Linked DNA regions of Homo sapiens: region 1 is linked to region 2. Evidence: chromatin loops called from intact Hi-C (ENCODE). Cell type or tissue: breast epithelium. All regions are shown on one strand. Region 1 overlaps AGO4 (argonaute RISC component 4). Region 2 overlaps AGO1 (argonaute RISC component 1).

Region 1 (5,000 bases), 71 kb before region 2:
GTTGTTACTCCGAAAGACCAAAGTTCAGAGGAGTTATTATGTGTCCAAGGTTATATAGTTAGTGAAGGGAAGACAAGAAGAGACTGGTGGCACAATAGCATTTGCTGGGAATTTCCTATGTTCCATCACTATGCTAGGTACGTAGATGCATTCATTCAACTAATGGTTTATTGAGACTTTGTTGTATTATGTGCTAGACACCAAGGATACAGTGGTGAGCAAGGTGGACAAAATTGCTGCTTTCTTGGAGTTTATATCCCAGTGGGAAAATAAATAATTACCCAAGTAATAATTTAATTTCAATTGTGTTTAGTACCATGAAAGAAAAATATAGGATTCTGTTAAAGCATGTTCCAGGTGGCTCTGACCTGGACCTTAAAGTCAAAGAAGATTTCTGTGCAGAAAAATGACATTTGACTGAAGCCTAAAGAAATTAGCCAGACATAGTGGGCAGTGGAAATCTTTATATGGATACTGTTAAGGATTGTGTCTTTGCAGACATTATATTATTTAATTCTTGCAGCAGCTCATTAAAGAAGTTCAGTTGGCCTGGCGCGGTGGCTCACGCCTGTAATCCCAGCACTTTGGGAGGCCGAGGCAGGCGGATCACGAGGTCAGGAGATCGAGACCATCCTGGCTAACATGGTGAAACCCCGTCTCTAGTAAAAATACAAAAAAATCAGCCGGGTGTGGTGGCGGGCGCCTGTAGTCCCAGCTACTCGGGAGGCTGAGGCAGGAGAATGGTGTAAACCCGGGAGGCAGAGCTTGCAGTGAGCCGAGATTGCGCCACTGAACTCCAGCCTGGGAGACAGCGAGACTCTGTCTCAAAAAAAAAAAAAAAAAAAAGAAATTCAGTTGAGTCAACTGATATTTAGAAGGACATAACAAATTATTCAAGAAGCTAAAGCTTAAGCCTAAGATATTCTAGAATCTAGTACTGTTTGTGCTATTTGAAACGTGTGAAGTTTGAAGTGGTCTTCTGTTACACCTGTTTTTTGTTTTTTTGTTGTTGTTGTTTTTGGTTTTTTGTTTGTTTGTTTTGCTTTGTTTTGTTTTGTTTTATTCTCTTTACAGTGCGGAAGGCAGTCATGTGTCAGGACAGAGCAACGGCCGGGATCCTCAGGCCTTGGCTAAGGCTGTGCAAATCCACCATGATACCCAGCACACGATGTATTTTGCCTGAGAGTCTCAGAAAAAGAACTCAACCAATTTGGCACCCCATGCAGCCTCAAAATGTTTCAAATGCCTACCGCCTCTAGATCGAGCCACGTTGACTTCAGGTGGTCTTCTACCAGCAGCTCGGAATAGTTGCACTGAATCTATACTTTGCAGCACTGTCTGATGCGTCAACAAAATTGAGCCATTTTTTTAAAGTAATAGATACTAATAGATTATCTTTTCTGATGCACTGGACTGAATTTTTACCTCAATGTGCAAAGGCTGATCAGCCTGAACTTTCTAAAGGACTTTACAAGAAGGGTTTCTATGGAATATTTTGCTAGCTGTGGTGTTCACCGCATCCCTCTAGTCTTAGAAGAGAAGATTATTCCTTTTTTCTGTAGTCATTGAGTGGGGTATATGCATAAGTGGGAGAGAAAAACCAAACAATCTACTTCAGTTCAGTGTAACTATTTAATTGTGTGGGTCCATAGACTTTTTAATGAAGATTTCTGACTTTGCCACTGTAAATGCCTTTAATGAGCATTAATTTTTGAAAGTTTTACAGAGTTTTATTAGTTTTACTACTTTATCTTATTGATCTCTGCAGACTTGTGCTGGTGCAAGTACATGCTGACAGGCAATTTGCACTATATTTGGCTGCAGATTCAAATAGGCAGTTCTCTTATTTGGTCGACTTTTGTGAATGTGTGACATAAACAGATGTAATGCATGTCACAGTGACGGAGATAACACTGCCATGATAAAAGTACTCATGTTTCCCCTATTTGGAAAAAAAAATTGCTTTTAGTATTTTTCCAAGTTTTCAAAAGTGCCCATTTTATGCTGCTGTGTGGTTTGTTAAATCTAAATGATTTTTAAACTTTTCTCATAGAAACTTAACTTTGGCAATAAACATTTTTTAAGGTCTCTCCTCTTCCTTCCCCAACAATGTAGTTTTCTAGATGAGATTTCAGTATGATTTTATCAGCTATTTCTTATATATCATAATCTGGCAATTTCTGAAACCAGTCAGAAAAGACATATATTTCCATGCCTTTTTAAAGAATTATTTTTACCTGTTTTATATTCACAGTTGGTGTCCTGTCACTTTGTTTTAAAATAAGCTAGAACCAGGATGCTTCCTTATTGGAAAGGCTTTGCCAGTCCTTAAGGTACAATGAGTGATGCTGCAACTTGCAAATGTACCAGCATTTAAAATTTCTTTTCCTGGGAATCAAGGTAACTCACACGACTACTTGCAGTACAAATTTTTTGCTTCTCTTTCGACATGAAATGTACTTGGTGGGTTTTCCTTCCTTTTATTAAACTAAAACTGTGTGGAAAAGGTTGATTTTTCTTAATAGATTCTGGATTCCACTCACAGGGAGATGGGATTCCTTTCTTGTCCAAACAAAGGGAGTTGCTCTAAAGCGAGCATCAGTTAAAATGTAGGGGAAAATGTATTCTGTATGTAGTGTAGATAATACTTTGTGAATGGACAACAGTTACATAGTGTCTTGGTAGCACCAGCCAGTGTTTCCCAGCCCAGAGTTTACTGACTTGTAATTCTCTATCCAGGACATCAGGAGTGAGGGATGGAAAAGGGGATAAAAGGCCTGGAGCCACACTCTATATGGCTGAGGAAGGAGCTAGGGAAAGAGATAGACACAATGGGGTGAAAACAATTTTGCCGCCCCTGCCTGGAAACTGCTGGTGGGGAAATGATGGTGAAGGGTGTTTGCTTGAACTCATGAGACGGTCCAAATCTCATAAACTAGCCTTCTCAAAATCCCAGCAATATAAAGCACTGTTTTTCTTCAGTCGTTTAAATAAACTTGTAAATACATTGAAGTTTACATTTCCATGTGCTGTTGATCAACGGCGCCACCTGTGTTTGCTGAGACTGGTCTCTGAGAGAGTTTTATGTCGATCGAGGCCTGTTGCTCATTAAGCTGAGTGCAGACGTCCTTAATCCCTGCAGATAGTGGGATGAAAGCAAGTTCTGTAAAATGAAGCACAACATAGCCAGGAGTGAAGAGATGGCAGATGTTAATTTCTTAAAATTTTCCTTTTTTTTTTTTTTTTTTGCAAATACCTCACTTGGATAATACAAATCAGGACATGTTGGTGAGGGGCTGGCTGCTTGGCTGCTGCTTTTATTCACACTTGTTCAGGGAGAGCACAGAGAATACCCTTCAGCATGGCCACTCTGGACCCAAGAGGAGGAAAAAACGGAAGCTTTTTTAGGAGAAGGAGGACTTGCTGGAATCCAAGATGTGAAGAACTCTTGGTGACTGGCTGGCTGGCCAGCGGGCACCACACCTGCACTTGAGTGCCTCGGGCTTGCTTATTAATAACGCACAGAAGAAGCATCACTTCTCACCATCTCCTGGCATGTATGGAGCAGGGAGCAAGGCTATGTTCCCGAAAGCCCTGATTAGCTTGTCTTGCTCTACGCTCGACCTCGAACAATACAGCTTGTAAGACCTCAGTCAGTCCTGGTACACTGGGGTAAATCAGTGTGGTGGTGGAAGAAAAGCCGGGAGGCCTATTTTTATAGGAAAATAGTACCATTAAAGGTGCAATGCTGTCATTTTGGACAAAAGGAAAGAAATTTGGAAGAGCTGGGATTATTGGCAAAAACTTGCTGAGGGGTGAATCTTTAGAGCTAATCACTGCAGAATCAGAGTTGCAGCAATATGATTGCAAGCAAGTCTGAATGCATAGTTTTACTTTAATTCGGCTTGACAATTTGAATAGGTAACCCCCTCGGGACTGACTGAATCGTTATGCATGTGTCAATCAATGGGAGGTGTGCATTCTCTAGAAGTAGTTTTAGGCTGTTTGGTTTGGTTTTGGTTTTGTTTTTTAAATGCAGCCTGTTGAGGCACTGTCATGTGGTGTGAAAGATTTAAATGTAGCAACGCTAAAGAGTAATAATTTGGGGATAAGAAGTGGGGACATTGGCCGGGCGCGGTGGCTCACGCCTGTAATTCCAGCACTTTGGGAGGCCTAGGTGGGCGGATCAGCTGAGGTCGAGAGTTCGAGGCCAGTCTGACCAACATGGTGAAACCCCATCTCTACTAAAAATACAGAAAATTAGCTGGGTCTGGTGGTGGATGCCTGTAATCCCAGCTACTCGGGAGGCTGAGGCAGGAGAATTGCTTGAACCCAGGAGGTGGACGGTGCAGTGAGCTATTACTCCAGCCTGGGCAACAAGAGCGAAACTCTGTCTCAAAAAAAAAAAGGGGGGGGGGGGACATTAAGAGAGTGGTGATGACCCAAATGTTGAACCAATTATGTTTTGGTGGTGGTGTTCTTAGCTGTTGAATCCTGAATGGTTTATAAAGTGAACTAGCTGGCTTAATGCAGCCAGCGTTCTGGGCAGCAGAACATATTCATTCTTACTGTAAATTCTATTTGCTGCTTCCAAAGGTGATGATTTTCAAGCAGACATGTTCTATATGGTCTGTGTTTTAGGATCTGGTGCCCAGCCTCTATCAGAGCTTGCCTACCTGGCAAAGCTGCCTACCCTTCAAGTGGGAAAATATAATCCACTGTTTAACAAGGCTCACCCTCTCCACCCTGTCCTAACGACCTTTTGTGAATGTGCTGTGATATTTTCTTGCTCAATAGCAAGGTGGTAGCTCTGCTTTCATTTTAAGAAAGTGGAGGCTGAGGGCATTGTATCAATACTGTTGCAACTCCAAGAAGTTTTCCTTGTAAAATTAAAGGAAAGATCTTGTTATTGATTAACCATTTTCTTATGCCTTGCTATTGACATATTCATGCTCTTTCTACGTCTAGTGGCTGAAAATGTTTGCATTTGTTCATTTGAC
Region 2 (5,000 bases):
ATGGAGAGAATTTGAATAAAAGGTGGGAAAGGAGAGCACTGTTCTTTGATTGTTTATCCAGTCCAACCTGATCCATTAGGGATCGAGGTGCTACACTGGCCTCCAGGGATAAGCCTGGGGCTACTGTTGCTGGGAACTTAGGCTTAACATAAAGCCGAAGAAGGTACCTAGAAATTTGAAACTTCCCTAAAAAGCTCCTAATGCCCACCTGCTAGATAGCTTCTCTGTGGCCTCCTATTTAGCTAAGCAGCAGTGTTTTTGGATACTTTTTTTTTCTGTTTGTGAATAAGGCCAGCACTCAAGATGGGCAGCCAAGGGTGCACTGACTATTAGCTGGCCCATAGGATATCTGTAAGGCTGGTGGGACAGTTTTGGACCTGGAATCATGTGTAACTAACAAGGTTGGACGTTTCTTCCCCATCAGGGTAGAAAAATCATCTCAAACTAGCCAAAAGGCAGTTTTGGAAACTACATTGGGGGACGTTATTTTTATTTATATATGGGGCCTAGGCCAATCCAGGATGGTAGCTGGAATACCTTCCTTCTTAAAATCTGATCATGGCAGGGATATGCAGGGCACTTTTTACTATTTGGCCTTCTAAGCAGATTGGGAAGGAGGTATTTTCTGGTTTTCGCTTTCCTCCGACTTAATAGGACTTGCCTTCTCCCTGGGCAGGGAGAGAGGCTGGGTTGGTGCTCTCCCTTACTCTACTCATACTGACTTAGAGCCTCTGGCTGCTGTTTGGGCATCCAAGAAAGGGAGGGGAAGGAATGAGCTAAAAACAAAACAGAATGAGGTGGGAAAGGGAGATTTTCTTCTTTACAGAGGAAAATAGGAAACCCTCCAAGAATTGTGCAAGTAAAGACATTTGTTGAATGCACTGAGTCCCTTGGTGTAGTAGCAATAAGGAAAAATGAAATTACTTTCCTGTGCACACAGTCCAGCCTAATTGGTATGTGATGTTGCACTTAGCAGCCATGTGGTGGGCATGTGTGACTACTCTGGTTTTCACTTTAGTTTCTAAACTTTTTATCCCTCTCAAGTCCAGCATGGATGGGGAAATGTCTCTGGATCCCCACAGCTGTGTACTTGTTTGCATTTGTTTCCCTTTGAGATTTGTGTTTGTGTCCTGCTTTGAGCTGTACCTTGTCCAGTCCATTGTGAAATTATCCCAGCAGCTGTAATGTACAGTTCCTTCTGAAGCAAGCAACATCAGCAGCAGCAGCAGCAGCAGCACAATTCTGTGTTTTATAAAGACAACAGTGGCTTCTATTTCTAAAGTGCGGTCTTTCTCTTTTTTTTTCCTACCAGCAAAACAAACTTTTGGGACTGATTACATCTCTAATAGATTTTAGGTGAGAATAATACTGTAGATTGTTATGCAGGAATACTTCACAGAGCCTTCATTTATTCTTCATTCAACAAACATGCAAAGCACTGTGCCAGCAGTATTGTGGGGAGGGGAGGCACAATTCAAAATGAGGAAAATAGTGTCCGTCTCATTAAGGGAATTAAGTTTGGTGGGGGATATGATTAGCCAAATAGTCCCCTGGCATAGGAGGAAGATAATGAGGGAGTGGAATAAGGCTACAACAACGAATATAGGGAGGAAGGGACAGATTTGAGAGACGAGGTAGAATTAATAGGACTCGATGGCTGGTGGGAGGAGAAGACAGGAGTAGAGGTTAGCTCCCAGGTTTCTCCTTGACCATAGGAGTGTGTTGGGACATTCTGCCAGTCAAGATGGGGGTGACGGGGAGACTGTAGAAGGAAGGTGGGGAGTTTTTGAAGAAACAGAATGTTGTATAGACTGAGTTTTGAGGTGTTTGTGGGGCAGTAAGGGTAAGGTGTCCAGTAAACACAGGTTGGTGCTCAGGTAAGACTGTAAAACTGCATTTATAGATACAGGAGTCTTATAGATGGTAGTTAAAGCCATAGGCATGAATGAGATAGCTTAGAAAAAGAGAAGAGAAACTAGTATACAGCCCCCTAAGAAACTCAATTTAAAGGTTCGGGGGAGGAAGCAGATCTTAAGGTGACAGATCACTGGTAGACAGTTTGTGGGTTTTTTGTTTCTTTGTTTAGCCAGTTTGGTGAGGTAGGAGAAGAAATCAGAGTAGAAGAAGGTTCATGAAGGGAGTGATTAACAACATGAACTGCTGCAGAGAGGGAGTTCTTTTTTTTTCTGTGTGTTTTACCTTTCTACTCCCCATCTTTTGGGGATCTTGTAACTCTATGACTTACTTACGTTATTCTCCAGTATTTCTTGAAAATGAGCATTGGAAAAACCAATTCTAAAATGGCTAAAACTAGGACTTTCAAGTTCACCACAACTACCACCAATTAGGAGATAATTGTAAAAGAATAAACAAAACCTAATTTTGTTCCTAGCCAATATTATAAACCATGTTCCAGCATACTAGATAATAGTAGCATACTATATTTATTTCCATAATTTGTCTTCTTTAGAGCCTATGAACTCCTAGGAGCAGAAGCTATATTCTCTTCATTTTTGTCATCTCAGGGTCATGGCATATACCAACAGATCAGTATGTGCAAATATAATTGAAATAGGCTAGTAGTCTGTGGTTTATGAGTATGGGCTGGGTGGGCAGTGGATCAAGAAGTGATAGGAGTACACAGGATGAACTCAGAATTCCTGAATCTTCAGGTAAGCAGATACTTAACTACATTATCATTGTCTTTTCCCACTCACCCCAAGTTGGAGGTTCTATGGTTTTGTACTTTAAGCTGGTGGTATAATTGTCAAGCATGTAAATTCTGGCATTCTTCCTGGTACTGCTAGAGCATTGTTATTTCTATGCATGGGGGTAAGAAGGCTCAGAGAAGGATCCTGGCGGATACCCCAGTGAGAAATCGTCAGTGGCAGCCAGTGTGTACATACGTGGACCTAGCATTCCTCTGGAGGCCAAGTGTTGTAAATTGGCCTGTGGCTATCATCTGGCAGACTCCCTTGGGAAAGAGCCAGCCAGCCCCATGCTTCTTTTCAGCAGCAAGGGTTAGGGAGGTTGGTTGAACTTGAAGAGCAGATTGGACATGGAGCAGATTTTGACCAGTTGAAATAAGACATAAATTTATGACTCCGAGTGAGGCAGAAATAAAGAACTTAGCAGGGGGAATAGGAGGAGGATGATTATGGCAAATTTTGCTATAAACTTTAGTTTTAGAAAAGATTGATATTGAAAAGCCTTCAGGATTTGCCTGTGGTTGCTACTCAAGTTAAAAAGACTGGGAGCCTGCATTGTTTGGTCCTGGAGCTCAAGGTTTTCAGTGAAGGCTTGTCCTGGCACCTCTGGGCATTCCTTTTCATTACTGGTTGAGCATCCTTCCTTCTGCTCTGTCAATTGGCAAAATATGCTGGAGCACATTCTGGACTAGCAGTTGCCTTGGGGTAGTCAGGCTGGGTATTTGTTTGGTATCTCTTGGTGTAGCAGACCCCAGAATCTCATGGCAATTAGGATTTGGTGGCTAAACGAAAGAGTTAGTGCAAGGAAAAGCCTAGTTGGAATTTCTGAGTCTGGGCCATCCTTAAGCTGCTGTCTACTGCCTGAATGGGAAGTAATGTCGAATTGGAAAATTAGCTCACCATTTTTGTTCTAGCTTTGCAGACATTTATTCCTCTGATGATAGGCTGAGAAATGCCTAGGCCGGCTTAGAAGGCACACAGCATGACAGAAGTACTCCTTCAAAGCAGCTGTGTCAAGAAGGAAGAGCTGGAAAAGTGGATTTGCTGGGGAATTAGATGCATTTAGTTTTCCACTTACGCACAACTGCCTTCTCCAGTATATCATACCAAGGTTTTTTAGGCCTTTGTGGCTTACCCTGCAGGAACATACTGTGTCCTGTTGTTCTGGACTGTAGCATCTTCACCACCATCCTCTTGGCAATGGTTTTTTGTTTGGGGTTTTTTTTTTTTTTTTTTTGGACAAAGTATAATAATATTGAGGGACCTTTCTAGGGAGCCTTTGGTCCTTTGTCCCCATTTTCCAAAGGGAGGGAACTTTCCTCTTAAAAGAGACAGTGGGAACTTTTAGCCAGGTTTTTGGAAAAGGCCTGTGGGCTATTAATGAGAGTGAGCTGCAAAAGGAGGAAGGGTTTGTTTGGGTACTTTGAAGTACTTAGCTAGGTGTTTTCTACAGTATCTTATATAATTGCATCTTACAGCATCTTTACATGCGAAATAGTTTATCAGTTATCTTCAATTGCATATTACAAAATTCTGATTAAATTTTTCTTAAATAAGAAAACTATCATTTCATATGACAAGAAATCCTAATTTAATGTTACTCCAAGGTTGGTTAATTCAGTGGCTCAGTGATAACACCAAAGACTCAGTTTCTTGAAATTTTTTTGCTCTGCCATCCTCCATGTTTATCCTCACGCCAGTTCGCCTCATGGTCCCAATATGGCTACTGTAATTCTGGGAAGGAAATGCTGACAGAACCGTGTCTGGCAAAAGAGAGACAGATTTTTCTGTGTCCTTCTAAAGCAAGGAAGTCTTCCCCTGGAAGCTCCAACAGATACGGCCTCATGGCTTTGCTAGAAATGGGTCATCTCACTCCTGTCATTGGCAAAGCAAGTAAGATCATCCATCAGGAGTGGCTTAGATTAATGAATTATCCTTTGAGTCGTGTAGACTAGAAAGTTCAGTCATGTCTACTAGCAAGAAAGGAGATAAGGGCTGTTGGATAAGCAGCATCTGGTCTCAAAGGTACTTCAACTTTTACAGATGAGAAACATGAATCAGAGTGACTTTCCCAGGCTCACAGCAAGTAAGAGAGGGCCTTCAGTGTTAGCTGTGTCTGTCCCTAAAGCCCATGTTTTATATTGTATCTTGCTAGAGTATAAAGTAACTTACTTTCTACCTTGTAGAAACTGATGGTCTAGGAGAAGAGATTTGAACTCAGGTGCCCAGTTGACTCTAATCTTGGCCCATGTGAGAGGATTGTACTCAGTTGCTCTCCTCATCCAGTGATGT

Evidence for each region. A loop is a pair of places that touch in the nucleus more often than their neighbours do. Peaks named below come from ENCODE experiments on the same cell type or tissue, not always from the same donor. Only the 100,000 strongest peaks of a DNase experiment are listed, where the experiment ranks them.
Region 1: a loop joins it to region 2, with 22 times the contacts of the local background. A loop is called at or near these places in 2 of 110 quality-filtered maps.

Annotation. Positions count from the first base shown.
Region 1 is chr1:35,852,423-35,857,422 of GRCh38, forward strand. AGO4 (argonaute RISC component 4) reads left to right here. Exons shown (of 18, transcript NM_017629.4): 18 at 1,075-5,000. The coding sequence ends at 1,183. Among named protein-coding and RNA genes, the nearest start is that of AGO1, 28 kb to the right of the region's middle. In breast epithelium, no CTCF peak of the experiment used is centred here; no DNase peak of the experiment used is centred here.
Region 2 is chr1:35,923,019-35,928,018 of GRCh38, forward strand. It overlaps AGO1 (argonaute RISC component 1), which reads left to right. Exons shown (of 19, transcript NM_012199.5): 19 at 1-5,000. Among named protein-coding and RNA genes, the nearest start is that of AGO3, 5.6 kb to the right of the region's middle. In breast epithelium, no CTCF peak of the experiment used is centred here; a DNase peak (open chromatin) is centred at 2,968; H3K27ac peaks cover 686 bases.